Regions from separate parts of the Homo sapiens genome. Here all the other regions are linked to region 1. The links are chromatin contacts, found by Hi-C or POLR2A ChIA-PET in ENCODE. All regions are on one chromosome and are shown on one strand. The core of a region is the stretch at or near the end of the contact, and the rest is flanking DNA. Distances in the headings are between cores, read along the strand shown.

Region 1 (4,131 bases), core at 649-3,148:
CAAGAATCACCATGAATTCTGAAACCAGTGGGTAAGAGTCTAAAGAAGAGGATATTTAAATAGTCTCAAAATATCTTCCCACAGAATACTTAATAGTTACAGAAGGAAAAATCGTAACTTTATGGTAGAGTGTAACTACTCCTACACCACCTCAACCAAATGATGGAAGTTAACACCACGAATACTGGGACAAACACAATGCCATGTGCCTCCTGATGAAAGGCCCTGAGGAGGCAACTTTTTTCAGCAGTAGTCCTGCCAAAAAATGCATACCCTCTCAGAATAGCAAGGGATGGGTTGGTGGGGGGTGGGGGAGGAGAGAAAAATGGATACTCTGAAACTAATAAGAAAACACAGATGAATAAAAATTTAGGGACATTCTACAATATAACTCGCCAGTATTCTTCAAAAATGTCAAGGTCATGAAAGACAAAGAAAGGCTGGATAACTAACTGCCCTTCCAGATTAAAAGAAACTAAAGAGGCATGACAACTCAGTGCAACGTCTGATCCTGAATTGGATCCTGGGGAATAGCTATAAAGGACATTATTGGGACCATTAGCAAAATTTAAATATGGATGGAGTGTATTAAATAAAACAATTGTATCATTGTTAAAATTCCTGATTTTTGACCACTGTACTGAGATTATGCCAGATAATGTCTTTTTTTTAAGGAAACACACACATATATTTAGGATAAAGGAGTTTGATGTTGGAAACTCTAAAATGATGTAGTAAAAAAGAATATATACATTATATATGTGTGTGTGTGAATATCTATATACCGTATACTGATTTCCTTTCTTTTGGGGTATATACCATATAGATATCCACACACAATATGTATTTGTGTGTATATATACACATACACGAGAGGATATGGATATGCAGCAAAATATAACAATTTGTTATTCTAGTGGAAAAGTATATGATCTTTACGATTCTTGAAATTTATGTGTAAATTTGAAATTTAATCACAAAAAAGTTAAGAGGTTTTCAGCGACCAAATACATTATAAGAAATGGCCTGTATCCAGTGAGCACTCTTTAGCTCATTCTTTTTCTCCATCACACTTACCACTGGCAAAAATTATCCTGTGCATTTATTTAATAATACTTAACATTGTGTGCAAGGCTGTCCTAAGTGCTTTACCTGTATAACCTCTGTGGATCTTCTTACAGGTAAGGAACAAATACACAAGAAGGTTGACTAACTTGCCCAAGGCCACCCATGTGGTTTGTCTCCTGCAGTGGCACAGAACCTCAACCAAGGCAGAAACTGCCTTGTCTATTGCTCTTTCCCCAGCGACTTGGAATGGTGCCTAGCACATTACGGGTGTTCAATAAACATCTGTAGATTCAGTTAACAAACACTGGGCACCCACTAGGCCTACACTGGAATACAAAATACAGAACAAAATATTCAAAAATCTGTGCCTAAATGGGAGCTTTGGGTACTAACAGCCCCACACCCAATTAGCCTCCATCTAGGTATTTCATTTGGGTCTATCATTCCTGGGAATTAAAGCCCATTCTATCCATTTTGCAGAGGATCATTAGATAAACGGATGCTCAGGGTGGGTCAATGATTTGCACAAGATCACTGGGCTGGTAGAAGGGAAGGTCGGGATTCCAACCCAGTCCCTGAGGTTCCCAGGACAGAGCTATGAATCAAACGACCAAGACAATCACCCAGTCAGTATTTATTAGGCGCCTACTGCGGACGGTTGGTCTTCACGCAGATCAGGCGAGAAGGGATAGTGATGCGCGGGCCGCTGCGGAGACCCGGAGCCCGCCGCGGATCACGGGAATTTCGCGCCTATTTTTTGTTGGCTGGGTGTTCTCGCCAGTGATTGGGTCCCGGCAAGGCGTGCCGGTGCGCTCGGCTGCGGCTGCTCCGTCGACCTTTGCAGGACCGGGCGGTGCAGGGCTCACTCGGCTGGCGTCCCGGGGGATGGGCCACCAGGAGTCTCCGCTGGCCCGGGCGCCGGCGGGAGGTGCAGCTTATGTAAAGAGGTTATGTAAAGGGCTCAGCTGGCGCGAACACGTGGAAAGCCACGGGAGCCTAGGAGCCCAGGCTTCCCCAGCGAGCGCCGCGGCAGCAGAAGGATCCGCTACACGCCGGGCTCGGGCCGCCACCTCCCGCGCTGCTCGGTCCCGGAGGCAGCCCGGGCCCGGAGCGGACCATCCCCAGGCAGGGGCTCCAGGGGGGAAACGGGCCGCCCGGAAGTGGAGGTGCGCGGGCCAGGTAAGGGCGCCGTTGGAGGACTGAAGGCCAGCGCCGAGGCTGGAGTTACTGCCACTGCCTCCGCGCTTGGGAAGGGAAATCGGGTCCTCGGCCAGTCGCACTCCGAGAAGCCGAACTTTTCAGCCAATCCCTTCTACCCGTCGCCCTCGGGGACTTGGGTCGGTCCGCTGGGCTCCGCTAGGGCTTAATTCAATGGACTGTTTACACCCGGGCGAACACAAGGCGGGGCGCGGGGAGGAGCGTCACAGAGGGGGCCAAGCAAAGAAAAATATTTCCGCCGGCCAAATCGCGTCTCTAAGCGGTTTTCAGAAGGCGTGAAGCTTGCTGGCTCTTCTTTTTCCTATCGCTACATGACAAGCTAACAGAGAGAGCGGAGAGTTTGTGCTTTTCTTTCCGGTTCCCCCTCTGAGCTGCTGCCCAGTGGTTCGGTCTTTCCCGCTTTCCCCTCCCCTCCCCCGTTCAATCAGCGGCGGTGGCTTCCGTCTTAAAGGGGCCGCGGCGGCCGGGGGAGGAGGAGGTGGGACGCCCCGCGGCCTACGCTCCTGGCCTCCCCGCCTTGGCCTGGCCGTTTAACCGATTCTTTCGCCCGCAGGTCACAATCCAAGGTCCGGCTCCTCCGCGTCCCAGGGCCGGACGGAGGGATGAGGCAGGGGGGGCCCGGGCAGCGCCGTTGCTGCTCCCCCCGCCGCCCGCAGCCATGGAAACGGGGAAGGACGGCGCCCGCAGAGGTACACAAAGCCCGGAGCGGAAAAGGCGAAGCCCAGTGCCGCGGGCGCCCAGCACGAAGCTGAGGCCGGCGGCGGCGGCCCGGGCCATGGATCCGGTGGCGGCCGAGGCCCCGGGCGAGGCCTTCCTGGCGCGGCGACGGCCTGAGGGCGGTGGCGGGTCCGCGCGGCCGCGTTACAGCCTGTTGGCGGAGATCGGGCGCGGCAGCTACGGCGTGGTTTATGAGGCAGTGGCCGGGCGCAGCGGGGCCCGGGTGGCGGTCAAGAAGATCCGCTGCGACGCCCCCGAGAACGTGGAGCTGGCGCTGGCTGAATTCTGGGCCCTCACCAGCCTCAAGCGGCGCCACCAGAACGTCGTGCAGTTTGAGGAGTGCGTCCTGCAGCGCAATGGGTTAGCCCAGCGCATGAGTCACGGCAACAAGAGCTCGCAGCTTTACCTGCGCCTGGTGGAGACCTCGCTGAAAGGTAGGAGCACCGCGGGCCTTTCCACCCACGCAGGGCCTGGACCCCCTGCTCTCCGGACGGCTTGGCCCACACTGTTCCTGGCCTTCCTAGGCCTCAGACCTGGTCCCTGTCACCCTGTGCCCTGACACACCCTCCTTTCCTGGGCCCAGGCATTCGGCCCTCTCTTCTCAGGTCCTAAGATCAGTCCCTGGGCCTAAAGTTGGCTGGTGTTTCCATAACAAGAGCTCGTTTAAGTGCTAACCATTAACTTAATAAGTGCTCAAGAATTGCGAGCTATGGTTATTAAACGTCTTCTATTTTTAAGATCGGTTGGGGGAGTGGAGGAGGGGTCGGGTTCAGTTAGTAGCAGAACTGCGGAGCCTCCTCACCCCCGAGGGCCTCTCTCTTTCCCTCCCAAAACAAACAAAAAGAAAAAACTTGACTGGACCCACCCACACCCTCTCCCTGTCTGGTTCCAAGTTTCCTGACACCCTCCAGCTCCAACCCCCAAACTCCTGTGGCTTCCTCGTCTGCCTTTTCCTCTGAGGCCCCCGGCCCTTCATCCCAGGCAGCCGAGCAAACTGACTGTCTTCTGGCTTGGTCCTCTGAGGGGTGCAGGCTGACAACCCTCACAGGTGGCCTGAGAGCTGTCACATAACAAAGCATCCGGCATCTTTTCCCTCCGTTTTACATTCTTAATCTTTTTCTTAACCTC
Region 2 (4,131 bases), core at 428-2,927, 980 kb before region 1:
GCATTCCAGGAAGAGGAACGCAAAGGCCCAAACAGAACACATGAAACAGGGAAACTGGCTGGGAAGCTACTGCAATAGTCTAAGTGTGAGATGCTGGAGGATCAGACCAGAGTGGAAGCAGTGAAGGTGATGGGAAGTGGTCAGATTCATAATATATTTTGAGAGTGGAGTCAACTAGCTTTGCTGTTGGACCAGATGTAGATGTGAGAGAAGAGGGGGAGCCAAGGTTATTGCACGTATAAAGGGGATGAGAGGACAGTTGAAGGAGACTGAATCAGAGAGGTACAGGGCTGGCAGGGCTGGGGCAGGAGATGGCAGACCACATGCAGATTCCTGCAGACCATGGGGAGGACTTTACTTTTCCATTGAGTGTGACGATTTTGAGCCAACGGATGTGATCTGACTTTTCTTTTTTTTTTTTTTTCTTTTTTGAGACAGAAGATCGCTCTGTTGCCCAGGCTGAAGTGCAATGGTGCGATCTTGGCTCACTGCAACCTCCACCTCCACCTCCCGGGTTCGATTGATTCTCATGCCTCAGCCTCCCGAGTACCTGGGACTAAAGGCGTGCGCCACCACACCCAGCTAATTTTTGTATTTTTAGTAGAGACAGGGTTTCACCATGTTGGCCAGGCTGGTCTCAAACTCCTGACCTCAAGTGATCCGCCTGCCTCGGCCTCACAAAGTGCTGGGATTACAGGCATGAGCCGCCACACCTGGCCGATCTGACTTGTTTTCTAACAGAATCTCTCTGGTTGCGGAGTGCAGTACAGACTAGAGAGAGACAGGAATGGAATGGGGCAGTTCTGAGGCTGATGCCAGGCATCCAAGTGAAAGATGACAGGAGCTTGAACCAGGTTAGTGACTGGGATGGGGAAACTAAATTTATTTGGGTAAAAACAATAAGTGGATTTCATGAAACTTGTTGAAGTAACGGGTGGTAAAAATCATAAAGGGGGTAGGCAAATAAATGATTGAAATTTGATAGTGGGTCAGGAGCTTCAGCTCTGCGGGCAGCAGTTGTGTCTCCTTGGAGAAGTGGTTTCAACTCTGAGCCGTTTTGTCATCTGCAAAATGGGGATAATAACGGTCCATACTTCATAGAGTTGTTGAGAGGGTGATGTAAAGGTTTTAGCGCACGATGTAGCACACAATAAACACTTAATAAATGTTATCTTAGAAGCCAGACTGCCAGGTTCCCATAACCATTTCAGCCGTTCACCGGCTGGCTGTTGTCATCTTGGTCAAATTATCCCTCTGCGCCTCAGTTTCCTCATCTGTGCAATGAGGCACATTAATCGTTAATATCAACTGCATAGAGTTGGGTTGTGAAGATTAAATAAATGAATACAAGTAAAGCGTTTAGAATAATGTGGACGGTAGCAAGCACGGCGAACGTGTTAACGATTATTAAGAATGTATTTTAGCCACATTTCCCAGCCCCTTCCCCGGCCTAGCATACCCCATTTTGTGGATGGGAAGTCTGCCTCTCAGCAAGGTGGCCTCTTGGAGGACGCTGTGCCCGCGTCAGGCGATCCTGTCGACTGCCGCCAAGACCCGGCTTCCGGCTTTGAGGGGCCACGCCCCGCTCGCACTCCCTGGCGGAACCTTTCAGTGCTGCGCTCGCGTTGCCAACCCGGCGCGCCTCACGCAGTTGCGCCCGCTGTTGGGACTACTTCCGGCTTCCCCGCCCCGCCCCGTCCCCGGGCGTCTCCATTTTGGTCTCAGGTGTGGACTCGGCAAGAACCAGCGCAAGAGGGAAGCAGAGTTATAGCTACCCCGGCCGCGGAGCCGGCTCACTGCACTACCCCCGCCCCCTTCTTTCCTCCAGACGCCGAAGTCGCGGGCGCTCATGGCGGGCCTGGAGGTACTGTTCGCATCGGCAGCGCCGGCCATCACCTGCAGGCAGGACGCGCTCGTCTGCTTCTTGCATTGGGAAGTGGTGACACACGGTTACTTCGGCTTGGGTGTCGGTGACCAGGTACGCCACGGAGCCGGCCAGGGTGGAGGAGGGAACTGTCTTCTGCCCAAACTCAGAGTACCGGAGGCCTGGTCCAGAGCGCCCGATTTCCCCGCTTCTCCCAGTGCAGGGTCTGGGGCAGATGGCAGCGTTGGTAAAACCTGCGGGTCGGAGGTTGCTCACCTGCCCCATCCCAGCCCAGAGTCCCTCACGGCACAGCTGGCACAACATGATTTGTAAACTCAAGGGCGGACACTCGCTTCAACACAGCCTGGCAGCCTCTCAGGCCAGGACTGTGTGGATCTAGCATTCCATAGAATGGCAAAGAATCTAGACAGGAGTTTAGCTCCCCAGAGCACTTCTCACCCACCTGATCCCGTCTGAACTCCTTACCACCCAGCCTCGGGGTGAGGGGACTGACTCAGTTCCGCCCTCATACCACAGTAGAGCCTCCACCAAACATCTGGATCCAAGCACAGGTACAGGAGTGAGCTTTGACCTACTCAGCCCCAGGCCAGGGCCCTTTTTTCACCCGTTAGCATGGGCCCAGAGAGTTCACACGCCTTTCACCCTTTACTGAAGGGCCCAGCATAGTCCACTCGCTACTGCCATCCCCAACTCAAGCTCTAGGAAGCAATCACCCCCAGAGTCGTACACACATACACCCTGGGTGTGAGGGTCATATAAGATTTTCTCCTCATAGTTGTCCCCATAGGGCCAGCCCCTCTTCTCCCATCCCCAGGCTCCACCTCTTACAGCTAGGGACGTCGTTGTCATCCCCACAGAGTTCTAGGACTGCTGGACCCAACCCACCTCACTAATTCTTTGCTCTGGCATTCTTCTTTCTTTCCTGTCTCTTCCCTGTGACCCTCATCCCCAACATCCACATCATCCTAGACATCTGCTTCCTGGGAGAAGTGGGCCTGCCTCCATGCCTGCCCCTCACTGTCACTGTTCTCTCACTCTCAGAACCAAGACTAGCCATGGGAAACAGACCACCCCACCTATTGCATCTTGCCATGAGATTTCACCCTTCCTCTCCTTTTTGACTGCTTCAGTTCTCAACTCCTCTAATCATTTTTTTTAGCTTCTCAAATAGAGTCTTAATTCTCCCCTCCTGACATAGCTTTAGGGACCTCTCTTCAAACTTGCTTTGTACATTCTGAGCACTTAGACAAGTATCCCCTTTCCCCCACCCCTCACTGCTGTCCCTATTCCTCTCTGTCTCTTAGAACTAAAGACCAAGACCACCATACCCCTCTCACACTTTACCCCCTCCAGCAGGAATCAGAACACAAGAACCGTCAGGGATTTCTGGCTCTTTTTTTCCCCAGACCTCAATTATCTCACTGGGACCCCAGGTACACACTCAGGATCCCCATTCCCACCTCCAAACTCACACATACTTCATCTCTCAAATGGGCTCTAAGACTAGATATGAGGATGGAAAAGAACAGCTAGCCTTTCACACACACATACCTGGAAGCAGGAATCATTTCACCTTCCCAAACACATCTGTCCCTGACCTTTCTCTTTGTGCTGCTCTTCATTCCACATACCTTCCAAATGTCTTCCAGCATTTCAGACCTTGGGACCAGGTAGAGACAGCACCCCCATTTCAGCGTCAGGCCCCTCTTTCAATGCATAGTTCCCCTAACAGAAATCTTGTCTCCCCACTTGTCTTACTCCAGCTTTTTAATCTTAAGCAGCTCTTCACTTGCCCCAGTCATTTTATTTCAACTTTTCCTAGATTCTTCAAAGAAACTGGTATGTGGGATGGTGCAGGGGACAGTGGGGCTGAGAAGAGGAGTAAGATTTGATTTTGACCTGGGATCTCCTCCATTGGCCCTCAGCTCCCCCTGCCCTTTGTCTTGTCCTTCAGATGGAACAGCTCTGCTTTGCACTCTGTCCCTCCTCATGTACCTCACTCCCCTTACCTACTCCTAGCTAGCTACTTAGACTCTGCCACACTGTCAGAACCCCATCCACCTCTGCTGAGGAACTTGTTCTAGAGGGCGTGTCTGATACCCTTCTCTCCTTGCCATTCCACAAATAAATATCAATCACTGTGGATCTGCTCCTACATTTCTTACCCTCACTCATGCTGTCTGAATCACTTTGACAGTTTAGGGACATGAGTTCACATAAGTCGATACCTTCTAGCTGGCATTACC
Region 3 (4,131 bases), core at 728-3,227, 970 kb after region 1:
GGTGTGACCCTGAGCCAGGCAGCTCTCTGCAGCTGAAGCAGGCTCTCGAGGAGCTACCCCTGAGGGCCACCTGCAGAGGGCACTCCCAGCAGCTGGGTGGCAGGTGCTTTCACAAAGGGAGAGTTGAGCAGCGCCTTTCCTTTCTTGTTCATGATATCTACCAATACCTCTCCCACTGGGGTAATCCATCTTTTCTTTTAATTATTTTCCTTTTGAGATATATTAAAAATGCAAAAAAAAAAATTTTTATTTTTTTGAGACGGAGTCTCGCTCTATCACCTAGGCTGGAGTGCAGTGGCATGATCTTGGCTCACTGCAACCTCCGCCTCCTGGGTTCAACTGATTCTCCTGCCTCAGCCTCCTGAATAGCTGTGATTACAGGTGCCTACCTCACGCCCAGCTAATTTTTGTATTTTTATATTTTTAGTAGAGATGGGGTTTCACCATGTTGGCCAGGTTGGTCAACCACCACGCCCAGCCAAAAAAAATTTTAATGTCGAAAATGAGAGAAATAGAATTACAAAAGAAACCAATTACAGGGCCAGGCACAGCAGCTCAAGCCTGTAATCCTAGCACTTTGGGAGGCTGAGGCGGGTGGATCACCTGAGGTCAGGAGTTCGAGACCAGCCTGGTCAACATGGTGAAACCCCCGTCTTTACTGAAAATACACAAATTAGCCAGGCGTGGTGGTGCATGTCTGTAATCCAAGCTACTTGGGAGGCTGAGACAGGAGAATCGCTTGAAACCAGGAGGTGGAGGTTGCAGTGAGCCAAGATGGCGCCCGCCATTGCACTCCAGCCTGGGCGACAGAGCGAGACTCCGTCTCAAGAAAAAAATATATATATTTATATTCAGATATCAAAATGTTAAAACACTTTTTTTTTTTTTGAGACAGGGTCTCGCTCTCGCTCTGTCACTCTGGCTGGAGTGCAGTGGTACGATCACAGCTCACTGCAGTCTTGAATTCCCAGGCTTAAGCGGTACTCCTGCCTCAGCCTCCCAAGCAGCTGAGACTACAGGAGCACACCAACACGCCCAGCTAATTTTTGTATTTTTTGTAGAGTTGGGGGTTCTCGCTATGTTGCCTAGGCTGGTCTTGAACTTCTGGTCTCAAGTGATCTGCCCACCTCAGACTCCCAAAGTATTGGGATTGCAGGCGTGAGCCACAGCGCCCAGCCAAAACACATTTTGATGGTGTCATAAACGTGCTTCTTTAACCATTAGATAGCAAGATCTGGTCGTGGCCCAATAACTGTGATAATTTTGAAGATATAATGAATCTAAACAGTATATAGAGGCATTTGTGACAGCTGTGATAGGAAGTTATCTTCTATTTTGATTTGTGACAAAGCCACAGGTATTGCTAATTCTGCTGTGGTTTGTTGCCTAATTTATAGTGAAAGGAAAGGTGGAATATCAGTTACAGATTAGAGACAGATGTGATCTCTTCCTATCCAAGTTTCAGGTGCAGGGAAGTGGGTGTTGCTGTGTGGTGAGGGTGAAGAGGTTTTCTGGAAATTTGGGTTTAGGAAGAGGAAATGTTCCTAAAAGAGGGGACAATGATCCACATGCGTGGTGGGCCAAGAGGGTGGGCGGATCCTGCCAGAGCCTCCTCCCACCTGGAGGGGTCCCAGCGTCCACCTTCCCTGCCCCAGCCCCCCTCCTCGAGGTACTGGGAGGCTGGATAAAGTCTTCGGCTGGGCCACACCCCACCCCAAATTCTCCCTGTCCCACCCTAGTGGCCCAGGCCACCCCGGCCTGCTCCCTTCCGCAAGGCACCTCACCTTCTGTGCCCAGACCATTAGCCAACGCGGTGACCTTGACCCCGGCCCAGGCCCTGCTAATGAAGAGGAAAGCCCGTACGCACTCGGCCTGACCCACGGCGACCCTCTGTGACCAATCATACTACCAACCTCTTAAACAGAGCTCCACCGACGCAATGCCCAGGCATAAAAAGGCCAGGCCGGAGAGACCGCCACCAGTCACGGACCCTGGACCCAGCGCACCCGCACCATGGCCGGCCCCAGCCTCGCTTGCTGTCTGCTCGGCCTCCTGGCGCTGACCTCCGCCTGCTACATCCAGAACTGCCCCCTGGGAGGCAAGAGGGCCGCGCCGGACCTCGACGTGCGCAAGGTGAGTCCCCAGCCCTGGTCCCGCGGCGCTCCGGGGAGGGAGGGACCCGCAGCCACAGGGGCGCGCCCCGCTCCGGCCTCGCCTGAGAACTCCAGGAGCTGAGCGGATTTTGACGCCCCGCCCTTGACCGCGGTCGAGGCCCCCACGGCGCCCCAGCGCGTCTCAGCCCCGCTGTCCCGCCCGAACTCCGAACCCCGGACCCCAGCATCCTTGCCCGGCGCACCCCGGCCGGCCTCGCAGGGTCCTCCGAGCGAGTCCCCAGCGCCGCCCCGGCTCCCGCTCACCCCGCCCGTCCCCGCAGTGCCTCCCCTGCGGCCCCGGGGGCAAAGGCCGCTGCTTCGGGCCCAATATCTGCTGCGCGGAAGAGCTGGGCTGCTTCGTGGGCACCGCCGAAGCGCTGCGCTGCCAGGAGGAGAACTACCTGCCGTCGCCCTGCCAGTCCGGCCAGAAGGCGTGCGGGAGCGGGGGCCGCTGCGCGGTCTTGGGCCTCTGCTGCAGCCCGGGTGAGCGGGGCAAGGCGCTCCGGGGCCAGGGGGAGGCGGGCGGGGGTGCGGCCGGGATTCCCCTGACTCCACCTCTTCCTCCAGACGGCTGCCACGCCGACCCTGCCTGCGACGCGGAAGCCACCTTCTCCCAGCGCTGAAACTTGATGGCTCCGAACACCCTCGAAGCGCGCCACTCGCTTCCCCCATAGCCACCCCAGAAATGGTGAAAATAAAATAAAGCAGGTTTTTCTCCTCTACCTTGACTCGTGTCTAAGTGCCAGAAATGGGACGGGGAGGGGGCATTGTGGGACTGGAAGATCGCGCGCGTTGGACCTGTGGCTTGTTGCGCTCAGAGCTGGCCCAGGAAGACGTGTCCCGGCTACCCGAGGGGACAGAGCGGGTGCTGTTCTGGCTGCCACCACCCTGGAGGGGCTGGAAGAGGGAGGGGCACAAAGGCTCTGAGGACGTGGAAACAGCCCCAGCTTCCCGCTCCCAGCCTGGGCTGAGGCCTACAGCAGGCTGCACCTCAGGGGATCTTTCAAAATTCAAAAAGACGAGGATGAGGGAGCAAATACAGACAAGGGTCTGAGCGGGATGACCACAGGAAGCGGGCAGTGCACACTGAATGGCTTCCTGACCCCTGAAAGGAGGTTTGAGCCACACTTAGAAGTTGAGGGAGCGGAGCGGGCCTGGGGGGAGGGGGCCCTGGGGAGCAGCTGAAGGGCCAACATGTTTCCAAGGAGCTGGCCCCCAGGAGGCCACTGGCACGCTCAGAAGAGGAGCCCAAGCTGCCGGGACTGGGCTTGAATGCCAGCATGACCGTCCCTGGTGTCCCCAGGGCTGGGTCTGACCCAGCAGCTCTACTCCTGCCTGTGCAATAAAACATGTCAGGGCTGGGGACCCCACAAGCGGACAGGGGATCTTGAGAGCCCAGGGCCACAGAAATGACATGAACAAAGAGAAGCTCTTAACCTCTATCTCCTATCGGTGAAGCAAAAGTATCTGAGACAGGTCTCAAACAACTTAATCTTTTTTTTTTTTGAGATCGAGTTTCGCTCTTGTTGCCCAGGCTGGAGTACAATGATGCAATCTCACCTCACTGCAACCTCTGCCTCCCGGGTTCAAGCGATTCACCTGCCTCAGCCTCCTGAGTGGCTGGGACTACAGGCACCCAACACCACATCTTGCTAATTTTTGTATTTTCAGTAGAGATGGGGTTTCACCACGTAGACCAGGCTGGTCTCAAACTCCTGATGTCAGGTGATCCACCCACCTCGGCCTCCCAAAGTGCTGGGATGATAGGTGTGAGCCACCGTGCCCAGTCAACGTTTCAATCAATTTAGAAAGCTGATTAAGGGCCAGGCACAGTGGCTCATGCCTGTAATCCTAGCACTTTGGGAGGCCTAGGCAGTTTGATGACCTGAGGTCAGGAGATCGAGACCAGCCTGGCCAACATGGCGAAACCCCGACTCTACTGAAAATACAAAAATTAGCCGGGGGTGGTGGCAGGTGC
Region 4 (4,131 bases), core at 825-3,324, 940 kb after region 1:
CCTAGCACTGGTGCTCCAAACACGCCTACATTGAGAACTCCCCTGACCATCCATCTATCCTCCCATCCATTGGCCTGAATTCAGGTCTCTGTTCCCCTCCAACTTTCTTCCACTTCTGGAAACTCCTTGAAGGAAAGATGGATGGACCTGGACAAGTGGGAGGGCCCTCAGAGCTGGCAAGGCAGGTAGCCTCTGTGCCCCAGGCTCAGGGAGAAGGCTCGTCCCCTGGAGCATCATCCCCTGCTGGGCCAGGATCCCCCAGGATCTGGACCCCTGTATGCTTGGGATGAGGAGCGGTGGCAGAGAGGGAAGGGCATAAGGAGATACCAAAGCTGCCCCTGAGATGCCAGTTTTCCAAAGTGGCCCTGGAGGAAGTAGGGGGATGTGGGGGTGAGGTAAGTCTCCTTGAATGCTGTACCCTGTCCATTAGAGCAGCCATGGCCAGCTCCAGGCGAGGCCTCCTGCTCCTGCTGCTGCTGACTGCCCACCTTGGACCCTCAGAGGCTCAGCACTGGTCCCATGGCTGGTACCCTGGAGGAAAGCGAGCCCTCAGCTCAGCCCAGGATCCCCAGAATGCCCTTAGGCCCCCAGGTGGGTGTCTCCCAGCCTCATGGGGAGGAAGAAAGTGATGGCCGGGGGCTCCCCCACCCTCCTGGAGCCTGAGGTCGGGGTAGGGAGGACAGCATCAGTTCCCTTCTAAGGAAGGGCCCTGGACACTGCAGCAGGCAGCCCAGTCCAGACTGCCCATGGCCTCCCAAGTGATGCCCTGGCTCCCCTGGACGACAGCATGCCCTGGGAGGGCAGGACCACGGCCCAGTGGTCCCTTCACAGGAAGCGACACCTGGCACGGACACTGCTGGTGAGTAGGGTGAGAGGTCCCCAGCATCAAGACCAGCCACTGGTCATCAGAGGCCATTGTGGCTTAGGGTTGGGTGCTGGGAGGGTGGGGAGAATGAAACACCACTGAGATGCCCCCTGCCACAGCACCCCCAGCCATTTCTCAGTGCCCCTACTGCACACAGCAGGGTGCTGTCTGCTATCCTTCCTATTTCCCAGGAGGATTCTAGACAATTTACAAAGCACTTGGGTTAAAGACCAAAGTCACTAGTAGACTAGAAGGAGATAATTGTTCTATAAGACAGTGGTGGCCATGGGATCCCACAGGCATCCTGACAAGCCAATGACTGTCTTGAGGTGGACAGACCCCAGGCCAGTGGAAAGAGGTGAGGGATGCAACCTCACTCAAACAGACAACAGGGCCAAGAGGACCAGGTGGTGACTGACATGTGCACTAGGAACATCTCAGGGACTGCAGAGCTCCCCAAGACCATAGCAGAAGACAGGCGTGGGGAAATGGTTTGCTACTGTTTTGCAAATCAAACATTTACAGTGCATCAGGAGAGCCCGGTAACTAAAGAAGAAAGTGGTTAGTTCCTATGAGGCAATGTCTTACCGCCTGATTTGTGTGTATGTGCTGAGGTTTCTATGCGTCAGGCTTGTTTAGGGTGGACAAGAGGGCATGCCCAAGGGAGCTGGAGATCCCCACACTAGCTGGATCCTCAGGCTTCTACGGGAGGCGGGGGGCGTCCTGCTGTGGGAGGCCACATGGGGACTGGGGGGGACGAGAGGGGAGAGAACCAGGAAGATGGCAGCTCGGCGGTTACGAGACCAGTGTCCTGAGACATGACCGCCACCTCTCCCTCCGCAGACCGCAGCCCGAGAGCCCCGCCCCGCCCCGCCATCCTCCAATAAAGTGTGAGGTTCTCCGAAGCTGTTGCGTCGAGTTCTGTCCTTCGTCCCCTCCCTGTCTTCCCCGCTGAGACCCTTCCCTGCGTGGGGGCTGGAGGGACGCGGGTCCGGCCCCGCGGGCGGGAGTAACTAAGGGATGGCCCCGGGCCCTGGCGGGAAGGCCGGGCCAGAGCCTGGGGGCGGGATGCGGACGTCCGCAGGGTCGCCGCTTCGGTTCCAGAGGCCACACGGCCGGGCGGGGCGTGAGGGACAGCCCGAGGACTACAGGTCCCAAGGTTCCCCGCGCCGCTTCCGGGGCACGGTGGCGTCCCGGCACCGCGGCCGCAGTGAGGAGACTCGGCCATGCTACGCGCGCTGAGCCGCCTGGGCGCGGGGACCCCGTGCAGGCCCCGGGCCCCTCTGGTGCTGCCAGCGCGCGGCCGCAAGACCCGCCACGACCCGCTGGCCAAATCCAAGATCGAGCGAGTGAACATGCCGCCCGCGGTGGACCCTGCGGAGTTCTTCGTGCTGATGGAGCGTTACCAGCACTACCGCCAGACCGTGCGCGCCCTCAGGTGTGCGGCCGGGGGGAGGTGGCCGCCCGCGCGCGCTGGTGACGGTGGGAGTGGGCGGAGAGGGTGCTGATTCCTGGCGCGTCTGCACCCAGGATGGAGTTCGTGTCCGAGGTGCAGAGGAAGGTGCACGAGGCCCGAGCCGGGGTTCTGGCGGAGCGCAAGGCCCTGAAGGACGCCGCCGAGCACCGCGAGCTGATGGCCTGGAACCAGGCGGAGAACCGGCGGCTGCACGAGCTGCGGTGCGTGGGGCGGGAGGCGGGGCGGGGCGGCGCGGCCTGGCCGGCCTGGGAGAAGCCCGGGCCCCGCTCAGCCTCGGCCCTTTGACCCTCACAGGATAGCGAGGCTGCGGCAGGAGGAGCGGGAGCAGGAGCAGCGGCAGGCGTTGGAGCAGGCCCGCAAGGCCGAAGAGGTGCAGGCCTGGGCGCAGCGCAAGGAGCGGGAAGTGCTGCAGCTGCAGGTGGGCAACGTCTCCGGAGGGTGGGACTCCAGCCGGGGACGCGGCTTGCGGGGCACTGGGAATTCTGGGCACCGCGACGCGGGCGCTGGCTATGTGCAGAGACTTACAGTTGGCAGGTCCGGATTTGGAGAGGAGAGTGCCAGTCAGGCGCAAAGACCCGGAGGTGAGCGGAGTAATTGGACAGTGTTCAGGTACCTAGCAGGTCTGTGGGAGGGACCCTGCGTTCCACAAAGAGGTTGTATTTTGCATAACAGGTGATGAAGCCATGAAGGGTTAAGTATTTCAGGCTAGGATTAGCAGGTGTGCGACTTAAAAGCAGGGAGACCACTTAGGAGTAATGCAGTGAGAATGGATGAGGCTTGATTTAAAGTATAGAAGGGTGGCTGGGAGCGGTGGTTCACGCCTGTAATCCCAGTACTATGGGAGGCCGAAGCGGGCGTATCACTTGAGGTCGGGAGTTCGAGTCCAGCCTGGCCAAGCCCCGTCTCTCCTAAAAATACAAAAATTAGCCGGGCGTGGTGTGCGCCAGTAATCGCAGCTACTCGGGAGGCTGAGGCATGAGAATCGCTTGAACCCAGGAGGCAGAGGTTGCAGTGAGCCGAGATGGCGCCACTGCACTCCATCCTGGGCGACAGTGAGACTCCGTCTCAAAATAAATAAATAAATAAATAAATAAAGTAATGGGGGGAAGGATGAGTTAGAGTGATTCAGAGGGGACCACTGAGGGACGGATTTCACCTACCAGGACGTGAGATTTTCATAGCTGGCACTCGGGGCTATGGCTGAAGTGTCTGAGAAAAGAGGAACGTGGAAAAGCAACCTGATATCACTCCACTGGGAGGCCAGAGGGGCTCTCAAATAGGACCTGGGTTCCAGGCATGCTTCCCCAGGGAGAGCAGGAGCTGCTTTCTCAGTGGGGTGAGAGGCCAGCAGGCTGGGTGGGCTGGCTGGCATGTGCCCAAGGCTCCTGTTCAGCTGGGCTTTTCTCTCCCGATAGGAAGAGGTGAAAAACTTCATCACCCGAGAGAACCTGGAGGCACGGGTGGAAGCAGCATTGGACTCCCGGAAGAACTACAACTGGGCCATCACCAGAGAGGGGCTGGTGGTCAGGCCACAACGCAGGGACTCCTAGGGGCCCAGTAAGGACAGTGCCCGCCAGGGACCATGTATGTATCATGGCGGAAGAGTTGGCCCTGACCTGGAATAAAGCAGTTGGTGTTGCTTATGAGGAAGGTTCAGCCTTATCCAGCACAGCCTTCACGTTTTGCCCTCTGCTGTCACCACTTGGTCAGAAACTTCCAAACGCAGTGCCCTGTTCTGCCGGTGTGTACAGCCTCAGCGCACCAGGAGACCCTAGAGTGGTTTCCATCT
Region 5 (4,131 bases), core at 999-3,498, 880 kb before region 1:
CAATCTCTCCTCTCCACACACGGGGAGAACACCCGCTAAGCCCTGTAGGGCTGGACCCTACAGCTGGTAATAGGATTTGATCTATATTTTGAGACAGAGTCTCTCTGTTGCCCAGGCTGGAGTGCAGGGGCGCAAACTTGGCTCACTGCAATCTCTGCCTCCTCGGTTCAAGCGATTTTCCTGCCTCAACCTCCCGAGTAGCTGGGATTACAGGCACCCACCACCACTCCTGGCTAATTTTTGTATTTTCAGTGGAGACGGGGTTTCGCCGTGTTGGCCAGGCTGGTCTGGAACTCCTGGCCTCAGGTGATCCGCCTGCCTTGGCCTCCCAAAGTGCTGGGATTACAGGCGTGAGCCACCACACCTGGCCATGATCTATATTTTTCAAAGACCCCTCTGGCTTCAGTGTAGAGCAGCAGTCTCCAACCTATTTGGCACCAGGGACCAGTTTTGTGGAAGACAATTATTCCACGAGCCGAGTGGGCGGGGGGTCATGAGATTCTCGTGAGGAGCGGGCAACCTAGATCCCTCGCATGTGCAGTTCCCAATAGGTTTCGCGCTCCTGTGAGAATCTAATGCGCGGCTGATGTGACAGGAGGCGAAGCTCAGGCGGTGAGGCTCCCTCGTCCACTGTTCACCTCCTGCTGTGCGGCCCTGTTCCCACCCGGGGTTGGGAACCCCTGGTGTAGAGAATGGGCTTTAGGGAGGTGAGTGACAGGAAGGAGACCGCTCAGGAGGTTGGAGCTTTTCCAGGAGAGAGGTGGCTTAGACTAGGGTGGAGTCGGTGGAGATCTTGAGAAGGGGTAGATGAAAGTCATATTTGAAGGTGGAGTGATGGGCTTGCTGATGGGCTGGCATTGAAGTAGACATGAGGGTGGCACCAAGGGTGTCTCCCAGACATCCTCTTGAATGGTTGCCGTGACATCATTTCCTGAGGTCGGAAATTGGGAGCTAAACTTCAATTTGAATTCAATTTGAATCCTGTCTCTACAATTCCCAACCACGTGACCCTAGACAGGTTGCTATTTTTTCTCCAGCCCTTTCCTTATTCAAAAGGGGAAAACCAGTAACTACTTTTGTGAGATTGTTTGAAGAGTCAATGAGACAACCCATGAAAATGCCCAGCCAGGAGCCTGAACCTTATCAATAACCTTATATTGGATGCCATTGCCGCTCCAAGATTTATTAGTATTTACTATCAAACTCAAGAGAGGAAACCAGCCTTGCATCCTGATGCTCTTGCAGGATTTTTCTCAGGTTCTAGCACTTGGCCTTGACTACTGAGAACTGTGATATTCCAGGCTGGAAAATATTTGCTGTCCCCAAAGGGCAGGTCAATGTGAATAATCTTTTTAATAATAACAATAATAATAATAGCTAATATTTGTAGAGCACTTATTATTGCTTGGCTCTTTTCATGGTTCATTTTATTTATTTCTTACAATATCCTACGGCGCGAGTACTTTTATTATTTTCACTTTACAGATGAGAAAATCTGAGGTTCAAGGGATTAAAGAATTTCTCCAGTGACCTCCAGCTATAAGTGGAAGAGAAGAGACTGGACTGCATCATAGGGATGTTCAGAGATCAGCCAGAAAGATCACCTTTCACAACAGGACTATGGGGCCCAGGCCCCATCCCTGTCATGCCCCTGCTCAGGTGTCTCAGGTCCGAGCGCCAGGACAAAGCCGGAGACTGCGCACTAGGACCGGTGCGCCTTGCTCACTGTCTGACTCTATCCCTCCTGCCCCGTCCACTGTCCCCACCAACGCCCTGCGCCCTCGTCCCTCTCAGTCCCGGTCCTCTCCACTCTAGCGCACTGCCCTACTCTGTCCGTACCCCCAGCCGCCGCCGCCGCCGCCGCGCCCAGTCCCTCGGTCGCTGGCCCGCCCTTCCCCGCCCCCTGCCCCCGGTCCCTCAGCCACTGCCCCGCCCCGCCCGTCCATACCCCTCCACGCCCCTCCCCATGTCCTGCCCGTCCCTCTCCATCCCCTGCACGCCCCGCCCCTCGCCCACTGCCCCGCCCCATCCCCTGTCAGTCCCGTCCATCGCCCACTGCCCCGCCCCGTCTCCTGCACGCCCCGCCCCGTCCCCTGCACGCCCCGCCCTCGCCCACTGCCCCGCCCCGTCCCCTGCACGCCCCGCCCCTCGCCCACTGCTCCGCCCCGTCCCCTGCACGCCCCGCCCTCGCCCACTGCCCCGCCTTCTCCACGCCCCGCCCCTCCCCGCCCCGCGCCTGCCGCGCATTGCAGACGCCCAGCGGCGCCAAGAACCCGGCCAAGCTGACTTGGCGACTCCTCGCAGCCCCTGCTCTGGCACGCCACACCTCAGACGAGGCTTTGAAAGTAGGGCGCAGCCTGAGAGGCCGGCCGGACCCCGAGTGCTGTAGGCGGGCTGGGAGATGGGGGCCGCCGCCACCCACATTCCCACACGCACCCGGCGCCGGCGCCTCACGCCGTGTTAGCTCGCGGCGCCAAGCCCGGAGGGTCCCGCCTGAGGAAGAAAGGTCGTCGCCCGCAGCCCAGCTGGGGCTGGAGGCGCGACCCGGGGTCTCCTCGCCCGCACGCGGAAGAAAATGGGCGCTGTGGCCTCAGTTTCCCTCTGTGAGCACCCGGCCCGGAACTCTGAGGAGTCGTCTGTGGAGGAGCCTTTGGCGTCCCCCTGCCCCTGAGCGTGGCCGTCAGCTCTTCCCAGCCCCTGCACTTTGCTTTCCCCTCCCTCACGCCCGGAAGGGTCTCGCCCTGCCCGGCTCAGCCCTCTCTCCCCACGCCCCTCTCCCAGGGTCCCCGCCCGGTCCCCTTCCGACCCCTTCCTCCCTCCCTTCGCTCCCTCCCCGCCACCGCCGCCACCCTGCCCTTTGCGGGCCGGTTTCCACGGAGTGGCCCCATCCCGGTGGCTTCACGTTGCACGAAGTCAGTTCAATCTGGAGACTGAAAAAGCCTCCGGGACGTGGGGCGGGAGGGTGCGGGGGGAGTTTGTGTGCGTATTTTGTGGGGAGGGGAAAAAGGTTAGGTAATATGTGCTCGGGAAAATCAATGTCTCAGGAATAGCAAATCTCAGGGTTTGGGTTTTTTCTTTGTTTGTTTTCTCTTTTAAGAAGTCCATCACTTAAAAAGTACATTTGATTTTTTTGAGACGGAGTCGCCCTCTGTCGCCCAGGCTGGAGTGCAGTAGGGCGATCGCGGCTCATTGCAGCCTCCGTCTCCCGGGTTCGAGCGATTCTCCTGCCTCAGCCTCCCAAGTAGCTGGGATTACAGACGCCCGCCACCGTGCCTGGCTACTTTTTGTACTTTTAGTAGAGACGGGGTTTCACCATGTTGGCCAGGCTGGTCTCCAGTTCCTGGCATCAAAGTGATCCGCCCGCCTCAGCCTCCCACAGTGCTGGGATTACAGGCGTGAGCCACTGCGCCAGGCCAAAAAGTACATTTTAAAAGTACCTCACACCACTGGGAGCCATTTAAAAAGATAAATAGGAATTTATTCCGAGAGAGCGAAACACACAGACTAAAAAGGAAAGTAGTGGAACCAGCGCAAGGTACAAGCCATATGCATTAAAATCTCCAGCTGCCCCGTAGGGGAACATGGTTTGGCGGATTGCGTCACCTTTAGTTGGGGCATAATGATTGAATTCTTGCGGTACAAATAGACACTGATGGAAGTTTACCTAAGTTTTTAATTCTTTCGCCGACTTTGTGTTCGTCTTGGCTCAGTTTTCTCTTTTATCAGTATCTTAAGTAGAAAAGAAGCAAAAAGAAGCTTCCATAGTGGCAGTGTAAGATTACTTATATGTAAGCAATAATTTGATTCTTCCCTAGAAGTCAACCAAAGTGCTATAACATCCCTTCTCATCTTTAGCTTAGTGATAGAGCCCTATGGTGTTACCAAGAATAGTACAGTTTGTAAAAATGTGCATTAATTCCTTCTCTTTGTTTTAAGTGAAGGTTTTCTTTTATCGTTCTTATTTCAAAACATTTAAATTTGATTCGTGTTTCTTCCCTTGCCTTCTAATTATTTTCTTATAGTTTCTTGTTTTCTTCATTTTTCCACTTTATGGAATGGAAACTCCACTCCACTCCACTTTTTGGAGTCCCGTGATTTTAACTTCAAAAATTAAAATATTGTTGAATAAAC
Region 6 (4,131 bases), core at 452-2,951, 740 kb after region 1:
GTAGAAGCGCACAAGGTGGTGGCCAGAGCCCGAGCAGAACTGGCGGACCTCACGATACTGTGTCCCGTTGTGCAGCTCGCCCAGCTGGCCCCCAGCCACCAGCTGGTCCTGTTCAAAGCTCAGCTCCCCCTACCCACCCCCCCCACCCTACTGGTCAGACCCATGCCAGGGAGGAGAACCCTGCCAGGCCAGGGTCTGTGCCCACCCACCACTGACATGGCCACCAAGCTTCCCTCACCTTGGCTTTCAGCTGGGCAGCTGTGAGCAGTGAGTCTTTCTGGAGCAAGAGCACCAGGTCCTTGTACACAGCCCTCTGAACTGGGAGGAGACAGAGATCCCAAGGCTGAGGCAGACCTCAGCCTGCCCCAGCTCCTTCCAAGTCCAGGACCCCATTTTCCCAGGGCTGAGGTGCCCGACACCAGCTCTGTGGTTGACTTAGACGCAGGAGAAAAGATGAGGTTAAAAAGTCCTGGCATTGCCTCTGTTCTGTGTGCCTCCTGGCCAGCAGTATACAGTGACCCAAGATCACCTGGCAGAAATTAAGTCGGCCAAGTCACCCAGGAGACACACTACACAATGCAACGCTTTCGTGATGGAAATTATGGGGAGCTGTCAGGGCGAGAAATGCTGAGCAAGGATGGGCTAAAAAGTGCACAGGTTATTACACCTGTCAGGACTCCTGTGGAAGATGTGTGGGACATAAAAAGAGAAAACCTACTGGACGGAACAGACCAGAAGACAGACAAGAGATGTGAGATGGAAACAAATGGTCCAGACACACTGAACGGGCTGCAAGGTGTGGGACTGGAAGCGTCACCCTAGAAGAGGCACTCACTGGAGTCCCCCAAGATGACCACGAACTTGTTGTGTAGCAGCTGCTGGACTTCCGAGGCCTGGAAGTGGACCATGTCGCTTCGCAGCGGGCGGCGCGGCTCCTCGCTCGACAGACAGAAGACCATGCCGCCACCAGCAACGACAGGCTGCAGGGAGAGGCCACTAAGCAGCGCGATGGTGGGGACTCTGGGCAGGTCAGCCTCAGGGCTAGCCCCTCCGGGGCTGCTCAATGCTAAAGGGAGGAGGTGACGGCAGCAGAGCCATGGTGGCGCCAGCCTTGGTCACACTTGGTACCAGAGGCAGGGGGTCGTCCAGCCAGCAGGCCTCCAGGGCACTGGGGAGCTTCCCGCGCGGCGCCGCCCTGCGCCTCGCCACGTGCCCGCCGCCGTCCCGCGCATGCGCGCACCCGCTCGCGCCAATTACCAAGTCCCGGGGCTCCGCGGTGTTCACCCGCGACCCGGGTATGCCTGCGCACCGCGCGCCTGGCCCGCAGCGGGCTCCTAGCCAAGCCTCATGTTCCCGCGCCCCAGTCGGCCAGTCGGTTCTGCAAAGCTCCCGCCCCGCAGAGACCGTGGGTCCAGGTTAGCCGTCGGTGCACAGCCCAGCGCCCAGCGCTCTCCATGCGAGCGTCGCTGTGGCCCCGACGGCGCCTCAGGCCTCGGCGCCTCGGGCTGCGACGCTCACAGCTTCCACTTCCGTTCACCCATGTCCCGCCCTGAGCGACCCCCAGTGCCCGAAGGGAAAGCAAGGCGATGGAGGTGGCCGCCACAGGGCGCAGGAGCCAGGGCTGGGCCCACTTGGCGGGCGCGAAGCCCAGGTACGGGCTGGGGTCTCGGGGCGGCAGCCAAGTGAGGCTGCCCACAGTGGTGATGGCCGCGGCGGCGGCCTCGCCACGTGACCCGGACGGGCGGAAGCGGAAGTGCCGGCCTGGAGCCCGCTCTAGGTGGGTGTCCCCTCGGTGCTTCCCAGCTGCCGTCTGCACCAGCCATGGACTGCTACACGGCGAACTGGAACCCACTCGGGGACTCTGCCTTTTACCGGTGAGCTGCCCCGCCCTCCCGCCCACGGCCTGGCTTACCCTGCTCGCCCGCCGGCTGGAGTCTCCCGGCGGCGTTCGCCCCTGTCACTACTGGCGCTGGGGTCCGCCCCGCGCCGGCTCTCCCCGAGCGTCTGCCACTTAGCGCACAGCCGCCTTTGGGCAGGGAGCCGGGCCTTCCCCTGCTCCAGAAAAGGAAACTGAGGCAAGCACAGTGGTCACCCCGAAGCCCAGGTCTGTTAGCCTCCGGAAAGATGCTCAGATCTCGCTGAGGGAGGCAGCTCGCGGGTGACAGCGAGTGCCCAGTCTCCTGCCGGAAAGTGCTGCTGAAGTCAGACCACAGGGGCGCTCCGAGGGGGGCGGGATCGCACGGCGGGCGGGGTAACAGTGCTGACCAAGGCTGGGAAAAGGGGGCGAGTCGTCCGTGAATCCCGGAACAGCGGAAGTGGGAACCCCTGGGTTAGGGCAGCCCGCCCATGGGAGTTGTAGAGTCCTAAACCACGGATTTTTCTAAAGTGTAAACCCGTTACATCGTTACCCAGATTAGGATTTTCCCATAGCTTCCCTAATAGGAAAAACTACGAACTTCTCGTGGAACGTCTATCTGTAAGGCAGCCCGTTTGTCTCTCCAACCTCATCTACCGCTCTCCTACCCAAATCTTGCGTTCCAGCTGCGCAGAATTACAAGGCCCTAACCAGTCTGCAGTTTCTGTGGATACTGCCATTTCTCTCTTTATCTCACTGAAGAATTTTGCGCATCCTTCAGGACTTAGTAGTTCAAGGGTTCTTTCTGGAACTGTGCCTGATTCTCCCCCAATAGAATCCTGTGGGCCTCACTGGGCCCAGTGCTAGGGTCTTTTAGGTATGGTCTATTTGTATATTTAGGCGACATTTGTATAGGTTTCTTCTGCTAAACCAGGCTCCTTCAGGGCTGAAAGCATTTTTTTTTTTTTTGACAGAGTCTTCCTCTGTTGCCCAGGCTGGAGTGCAGGGGCACTCGGCTCACTGCAACCTCCGCCTCCCGGGTTCAAGGGATTCTCCTGCCTCAGCCTCCCGAGTGGCTGAGACTGCAGGCCCCTGTCACCACGCCCGGCTAATTTTTGTATTTTTTGCTAGAGGTGAGGTTTCACCATGGTGGCCAGGCTGGTCTTGAACTTCTGACCTTAAGCAATCTATCCACCTTGGCCTCCCAAAGTACTGGGATTACAGGCGTGAACCACTGAGCCCGGCCAAAAGCATGTTTCTTGCTTCTCTTTATCACCAGTGCATATTTAGAACAGTGCTTGCTATGTAATAATTGCCCATTAAAGTTTTTTAAAAATATTTTACTGGGCCGAGCTTTGTGGCATGTTCCTATAGTCCCAGGTACTGGAGAGGCTGAGTTAGGAGGATCACTGGAGCCCAGAAGTTTGAGGGTGTAGGGACCGATGTTAGAACCTGTGAATAACCACTGCACTCCAGCCTGGGCAACATAGCATACTCCCTCTGAAAAATTAAAAATATTATTTTAGGCCAGGCGCAGTGGCTCATGCCTGTAATCCCAGCACTTTGGGAGGCCAAGGTGGGTGAATCACCTGAGGCCAGGAGTTTGAGACCAGCCTAACCAACATGGTCAAACCCTGTCTCTACAAAAATTAGCCAGGCATAATGGCAGGTGCTTGTAATCCCAGCTACTTGGGAGGCTGAGGCAGGAGAATCGCTTGAACCTGGGAGGCGGAGGTTGCAGTGAGCCAAGATAGCGTCATTGCATTCTAGTCCAGGCAACAGAGTGAGACTCCGTCTATATATAGATATATCTATCTATATCTATCTATAGATAGATAGATATAGATAGATATATAGATGTATCTATATATATATAGATACATCTAGATGTATCTATATATAGATAGACATATGGATGTATCTATCTATAGATACATATAGATGTATCTATCTATAGATAGACATATAGATGTATCTATCTATAGATAGACATATAGATGTATCTATCTATAGATAGACATATAGATGTATCTATCGATAGATAGATGTATCTATCGATAGATAGATAGATGTATCTATCGATAGATAGATAGATATATGTTATGGATTGCAAGTAAAGATCACAAAGACATTGCATGGGGGTCTTACTTAAATAGAAGACATTTGTTTGTGCTAATGAAACTGTATACCATTCTCACTGACATATTAAAACTTTTAAATGTAATTTTTGGTACCTAATGTGATATACTTCCTAGATGGACAAGTGCCCTGTGGCA
Region 7 (4,131 bases), core at 1,222-3,721, 590 kb after region 1:
AACCTGTGGAGACCAAGAAGCCCCATCCCAGCCTAGGGACAGAGCCTCTTGGGATAGGGACCCTCCCCGGAGGCAGGTGCTCCTCTCCTCTCTGAGGGCCAAGCCCAGCCCTGTCCTCACCCACTGATGTTCAGGACTGACAGAAGTGAGAGTCCCATATGGGGAGACCATTTCCTCAAAGATGTTCTCTGAGACTGTGGAGGAACGTGAATTCTGTGAGGGGAGAACAGAAGAAGAGCGCCAGGCACAGCAGCTTGAGGTGCTCAGAGGGCAGAGGAGAAAGACAGTGTGCTCTGGTCATCAGGGCAGTTTCCCAGGTGTGTGTAAATATATATACACCAGATATATATATTTCCCAGGTGTGTGTAAATACATACACATGCATATATATATGTGTATATATATATATATATATATATCTGGTCACCAGGGTGGTTTCCCGTGTGTGTGGGGTTGGGGGGTGGGGTAGCCCACTGCTGCCAGGAGGTCCCAGGCCCTGAAGCCCAAGAGAGACCACGGAGTCTGAGAGCAGAAGCAGGAAGGCAGGGCTGGAAGGGAGCCAGCACACAAGGGCCCCAGGAGTGGCTTGCTGGGGGCCAGTCAGGCATCCTTGGCAGAGCGTTCCTGTGAACGGTCTCAGACACAGGAGGGGCAGAAATTGAAGAAGGAGGCGAGGAGGAGGGGACAGTTCTTTTAAGAATGGGGAGATCTGAGCAGAGAAAAGAACATATTGAGACACAAACAGGAGATCGGTGGGGTAATCTCAGGAAAGGCAGAAGACAGGACTAAGCAAAAAGGTTCCACATCCATCTCCACAGTGGAAGACCGAGAGAAGAGAACGGGTGAAAAGACAGAAACGAGGAGGAGCATACGCCGCTGATGGTGCCAGCAGGGTTCTGCCAAGATTCCCTGAGTCCTCTCCACTGGGTAAGAGGAAGGGTGTCTGCTGGAAATGAGAGAGCCAGAGGTGGGTCTGAATGTTGGGGAGAGGAGTGGAGCAAGTGTGGAACAGCTCTGGGGGGGCTTCTCACATGTAATGTGTGTACAGGTCTTGGTAAATTGCAGGTTCCGATTCAGCAGGTCCCGGCAGGGCCTAAGAGTCTGGATTCCTCACCAGCTCCCAGGTGATGTCAATGCTGCTGGTCCGGGGACCACACTGTGAGAAGCAAGATTTAGAGAGGCAGATCAGGAGATGGAGAAAGAGACTGGCTTAAGAATTGTCTTAAGGAGAAACCCATGTTTGATAATCCCACCTAGGGTAAAAGCTGAGACCTGAAGGAGTCCTGGTGGGAATGGCAGCCCCCTGTGGGTGATGGGGAGAGGCATAGAGAGAAGGGGTGGTAAAGAGACCAGGAAAGGAGGTGAGAGGGCCTCTGTGATGGCAGGAGAACCAGCAGTGCCCCCAGGACGCCTCATCTGGGCCAATGTGTGACAGAACGCTAACTCACACTTGGAGGCCCCCCAGAAGAGGATGGGAGTGAGTTGGAGCAGGAAGGTGTTATTGCAGGGGTGTCTGAGCGTGAACATGGCAGGCAGGGCAGGTGGCCCCCATGCTGTTCTGCAGGAAAGTGCTGGACTCAGTCTGGGCTTGCTCGAAGCCTGGCCAGGACAACGTGGGGAGAGGGGCAGAAATGTCTCTGCCCCACGGTCAAGGGCCAGACGACTTCTGTGCCAGGAACTAATAAAAAAAAAGGAATGGGATCTGAGACGGGACGCGGCTGGGGAGAAACAGGAGGTGAGCTGGGCTCTGAGCCTACCTGTCCAACTCGCAATCAGAAATCAGGAGGTTCCTGAAAGGCACAGATGGAAACTGAAAATGCTTTAGGCTTAGGTAACCCAGCATCAGGAATCGGGATGGTTGGATGCAGGGACCTCGCCCAGCTTGTCTGGGGCCGCAGCCTACGGCAGGGACGTTTCAGTCCTTAGCTGGGGTGAAAGTGAGGTCAGGGTCGCCGGGGAAATGCGGGAGTACAGTCACGCGGGAGAAAGACGTCAAGAGCGAAAGCTCGGAGGCGTCAAAATGAGCAGCAAGTCCAGGCACAAGGCGTCGGGCGCGGAGAGTACGGCGGGTGCCGGGGGAGGGAGATGAGGCCGCGAAGACGCCGGGGCTTCGTCCGGCGGCGACGGGGAGGCCGCGGAGGTTCCCGAGCGCAGCGGGGCGCGCACCTCCCGCTCGGGCCGGGCTCCCTCGCCGCGCGGCCCCGGATCCTCCCTGCGCGGGTTTCCGTGGCCCCCGCCGGGCTCTTCCGTTCCCTCCCGCGGCCTCGACCAGGCCGCAGCCCCCAGCCCAGGCGACCGACTCGCCAGGGTCCGCCCCGCCGCCGCGGCCCGGGCCCGGCCGCTCCTCCCCCGATGATGTCACGTCCCCGGCCGCCCCTCGGCCGGCCGCGCCGCCCCGCCCCCGCCTCCCCCGGGCCCCCGTCCCCTGGGCCCGCCCGCTCCCGACATCCCTCCTCCCGCCTGCGCTCCCTCCCTTCGGCTACCGCTCCCCCGGGAGCGGCGGCGGCGGCGGCGGCGGCGGCGGGATGGCCCGGGCCCGAGGCCAGGCCCCGGGGAGCGGCGGGCGGCGGCGGCCGCGGCGGGGCGGCGCGGGAACCGGGCCCCGGGGGGAGTCGGCCGGGCTGCTGCTGCTGCTGCTCCAGGTGCTGCCGCCCGGGGCTACGGCAGGGCCGGGACGCCGGGGCACGCGGGGCGCTGGCGCTGGCGGCGGCGGCGTCTGCTGGCCCGGCGCGGCCCCAGCCTTTCCCCGGGACGCGCGGCTGCTGCTGCTCCTGCCGCCGCTGCCGCCACTGTCGCCGCCGCCGCCGAGCTCCGCGCCCGCAGCCTCCGCCTCCCGGATGGTAATCAGCGCCCCGCGCTGGCGCCGCGGGCGGGCGGGCGGGCGGGAGGTGGGGGCGGCGAGGGGGAAAGGGCGGGCGGCCCCGCGCCCCCGCCTTGCCCGAGGCAGCTCCCGGGGCGCTCGGGCCCCCCCTCCGACGACCGCGGCCCCGGGCAGCCGCCAGAGCGCGCCTCTGGGGCGCCTCCGCGCGGACCGGGTGCGGGCTCCGCTCCCCGCCCTCCCCGCCCCGCTCGCAGTCCGCCCGCCAGCGCTCAGGCCGCGGGGGAATCCCTCCATCTCCCCGCCCAGCGCCCCAGGAGGGGAGGGGACAGCGCCGGCGCCCGCGGACCCGCTTTCTCCGAGGGAGCGCCCAAGAGGCGAGCGCGCACTGAGCCACCCGGACTCGGCGCTGCGCTGCTGGAGGCGCCTGGTGCCGTCGGGTCGGGCTGAGCTAGACGCCCGCAGCCTCAGCGGGACCGGATCCGGGGCGGCGGGGGCGCTCACTCACCGCGCGCCCTCATGTTCCCTGCGCAGGACGCTCTGCCCCGCAGCGGGCTGAACCTGAAGGAGGAGCCGCTGCTGCCCGCCGGCCTGGGCTCAGTGCGCTCCTGGATGCAGGGCGCGGGCATCCTGGACGCCAGCACCGCGGCGCAGAGGTAAGCGCTCGGACCGGACCCGGTGCGCTCGGGTTGGACGGCTGCGCGCCGCCTCAGCTCAGCTTGCTGGAGCTGCTGGAGCCAGGGGCGGAAGGAGCCCTAACTCTGGACGGTCCCGGCGAGCTCCCCGGCCCACCCCGTCCGGAGTGCCTGTGCTGCCTCCTGAGGCTGTGGGGCGGGCTGGGGCGGGGCTTCTGCCTCCACTCCGGGCTGCCCCGGTAGATTTCTGACGGCCGCTCGCGGGTGCGGCGGTGAACGCCACCCCAGCCGGGCTGTCTATGGCTCTGAGAGAAGAGGCAGAGCTCCCAGCCATGACCCACAGCCACCGGCCGTCTAGGAACGTCCAGCCCCTCCTTCCTGGGCAGTCCCAGTGACTCTCCTTGTCCAATTCCGCAGCTCTCTGTCAGGAAAGGCACGAAACCCAGCCCCCTTTTTCCTTTCCCACGCCCCTCAGAGTTGGCGGATGGGGGTGTGCAGAGCCAGAGAAGCGGCTGGGGGCTGGACGGTGGCGAAGAGATGAGGTGGGCAGTCGGCCTGGCTGGACTGATTGGCCTGGGAACTGGGCAGGGCCCCTGCCTTTCCCTCGGGTGTTTTTCTGGTAGGTCCTTTGGAAGGCAGAGAGTCCCTGGGAACCCAGCACCCGCGCCGGTCTCCTCT

Evidence for each region. Hi-C counts contacts between places; a loop is a spot of excess contacts on that map. ChIA-PET counts read pairs that join two places held with the same protein, here RNA polymerase II (POLR2A). Pooled maps may share reads with other maps.
Region 2: a map of CD8-positive, alpha-beta T cell shows a loop between it and region 1 (22-fold over the local background). The contact joins the promoter of PSMF1 here to the promoter of STK35 in region 1. A Hi-C loop is called at or near these places in 5 of 168 maps with a recorded cell type or tissue (CD4-positive, alpha-beta T cell, CD8-positive, alpha-beta T cell, body of pancreas and 1 more), 8 of 37 single-sample maps with no recorded cell type and 19 of 50 pooled maps. POLR2A ChIA-PET finds 5 or more read pairs at or near these places in 1 of 52 experiments (AG04450).
Region 3: a pooled map shows a loop between it and region 1 (2.4-fold over the local background). The contact joins the promoter of OXT here to the promoter of STK35 in region 1. A Hi-C loop is called at or near these places in 1 of 50 pooled maps. POLR2A ChIA-PET finds 5 or more read pairs at or near these places in 2 of 52 experiments (AG04450 and activated B cell).
Region 4: a loop to region 1 is called in a pooled map, with 8 times the contacts of the local background. The contact joins the promoter of MRPS26 here to the promoter of STK35 in region 1. A Hi-C loop is called at or near these places in 2 of 37 single-sample maps with no recorded cell type and 11 of 50 pooled maps.
Region 5: a map of CD4-positive, alpha-beta T cell shows a loop between it and region 1 (5-fold over the local background). The contact joins the promoter of RAD21L1 here to the promoter of STK35 in region 1. A Hi-C loop is called at or near these places in 2 of 168 maps with a recorded cell type or tissue (CD4-positive, alpha-beta T cell and naive thymus-derived CD4-positive, alpha-beta T cell), 1 of 37 single-sample maps with no recorded cell type and 8 of 50 pooled maps.
Region 6: a pooled map shows a loop between it and region 1 (26-fold over the local background). The contact joins the promoter of PCED1A here to the promoter of STK35 in region 1. A Hi-C loop is called at or near these places in 1 of 168 maps with a recorded cell type or tissue (CD8-positive, alpha-beta T cell), 1 of 37 single-sample maps with no recorded cell type and 9 of 50 pooled maps.
Region 7: a loop to region 1 is called in a pooled map, with 2.9 times the contacts of the local background. The contact joins the promoter of EBF4 here to the promoter of STK35 in region 1. A Hi-C loop is called at or near these places in 2 of 50 pooled maps. POLR2A ChIA-PET finds 5 or more read pairs at or near these places in 2 of 52 experiments (T-cell and activated T-cell).

What each region holds. Positions count from the first base shown.
Region 1 is chr20:2,099,929-2,104,059 of GRCh38, forward strand. It overlaps STK35 (serine/threonine kinase 35), which reads left to right and starts at 1,899. Exons shown (of 4, transcript NM_080836.4): 1 at 1,899-2,247; 2 at 2,840-3,437. The coding sequence starts at 1,954. RefSeq lists silencers at 1,785-1,974, 2,075-2,364, 2,375-2,424, 2,715-3,244, 3,265-3,314 and an enhancer at 2,660-3,628.
Region 2 is chr20:1,116,925-1,121,055 of GRCh38, forward strand. PSMF1 (proteasome inhibitor subunit 1) reads left to right here and starts at 1,678. Exons shown (of 7, transcript NM_006814.5): 1 at 1,678-1,978. The coding sequence starts at 1,850. LOC105372493 (a long non-coding RNA gene) reads right to left here and starts at 1,524. Exons shown (of 2, transcript NR_136535.1): 1 at 1,460-1,524; 2 at 928-1,064. RefSeq lists enhancers at 1,429-2,071, 1,471-1,520, 1,531-1,580, 1,591-1,780, 1,821-1,950.
Region 3 is chr20:3,069,643-3,073,773 of GRCh38, forward strand. OXT (oxytocin/neurophysin I prepropeptide) reads left to right here and starts at 1,978. Exons shown (of 3, transcript NM_000915.4): 1 at 1,978-2,133; 2 at 2,435-2,636; 3 at 2,721-2,875. The coding sequence starts at 2,014. The coding sequence ends at 2,776. It overlaps LOC101929098 (a long non-coding RNA gene), which reads right to left and starts at 2,657. Exons shown (of 2, transcript XR_430278.4): 1 at 2,555-2,657. RefSeq lists a silencer at 2,644-2,753 and an enhancer at 3,229-3,764.
Region 4 is chr20:3,043,978-3,048,108 of GRCh38, forward strand. It overlaps MRPS26 (mitochondrial ribosomal protein S26), which reads left to right and starts at 2,075. Exons shown (of 4, transcript NM_030811.4): 1 at 2,075-2,303; 2 at 2,396-2,542; 3 at 2,637-2,760; 4 at 3,758-4,131. The coding sequence starts at 2,092. The coding sequence ends at 3,892. It overlaps GNRH2 (gonadotropin releasing hormone 2), which reads left to right. Exons shown (of 4, transcript NM_178331.2): 2 at 431-591; 3 at 723-859; 4 at 1,709-1,770. The coding sequence starts at 438. The coding sequence ends at 1,759. RefSeq lists enhancers at 1,557-1,616, 2,957-3,016 and a silencer at 1,717-2,586.
Region 5 is chr20:1,223,796-1,227,926 of GRCh38, forward strand. It overlaps RAD21L1 (RAD21 cohesin complex component like 1), which reads left to right and starts at 2,249. Exons shown (of 14, transcript NM_001384355.1): 1 at 2,249-2,345. RefSeq lists a silencer at 2,461-2,510.
Region 6 is chr20:2,838,954-2,843,084 of GRCh38, forward strand. PCED1A (PC-esterase domain containing 1A) reads right to left here and starts at 1,702. Exons shown (of 8, transcript NM_022760.6): 1 at 1,258-1,702; 2 at 836-980; 3 at 239-318; 4 at 1-129. The coding sequence starts at 959. VPS16 (VPS16 core subunit of CORVET and HOPS complexes) reads left to right here and starts at 1,792. Exons shown (of 24, transcript NM_022575.4): 1 at 1,792-1,874. The coding sequence starts at 1,822. RefSeq lists enhancers at 1,004-1,535, 2,069-2,600.
Region 7 is chr20:2,690,309-2,694,439 of GRCh38, forward strand. It overlaps EBF4 (EBF family member 4), which reads left to right and starts at 2,472. Exons shown (of 17, transcript NM_001395167.1): 1 at 2,472-3,474. The coding sequence starts at 3,338. It overlaps LOC105372507 (a long non-coding RNA gene), which reads right to left and starts at 2,312. Exons shown (of 3, transcript XR_937210.3): 1 at 1,758-2,312; 2 at 1,032-1,156. RefSeq lists an enhancer at 3,643-4,131.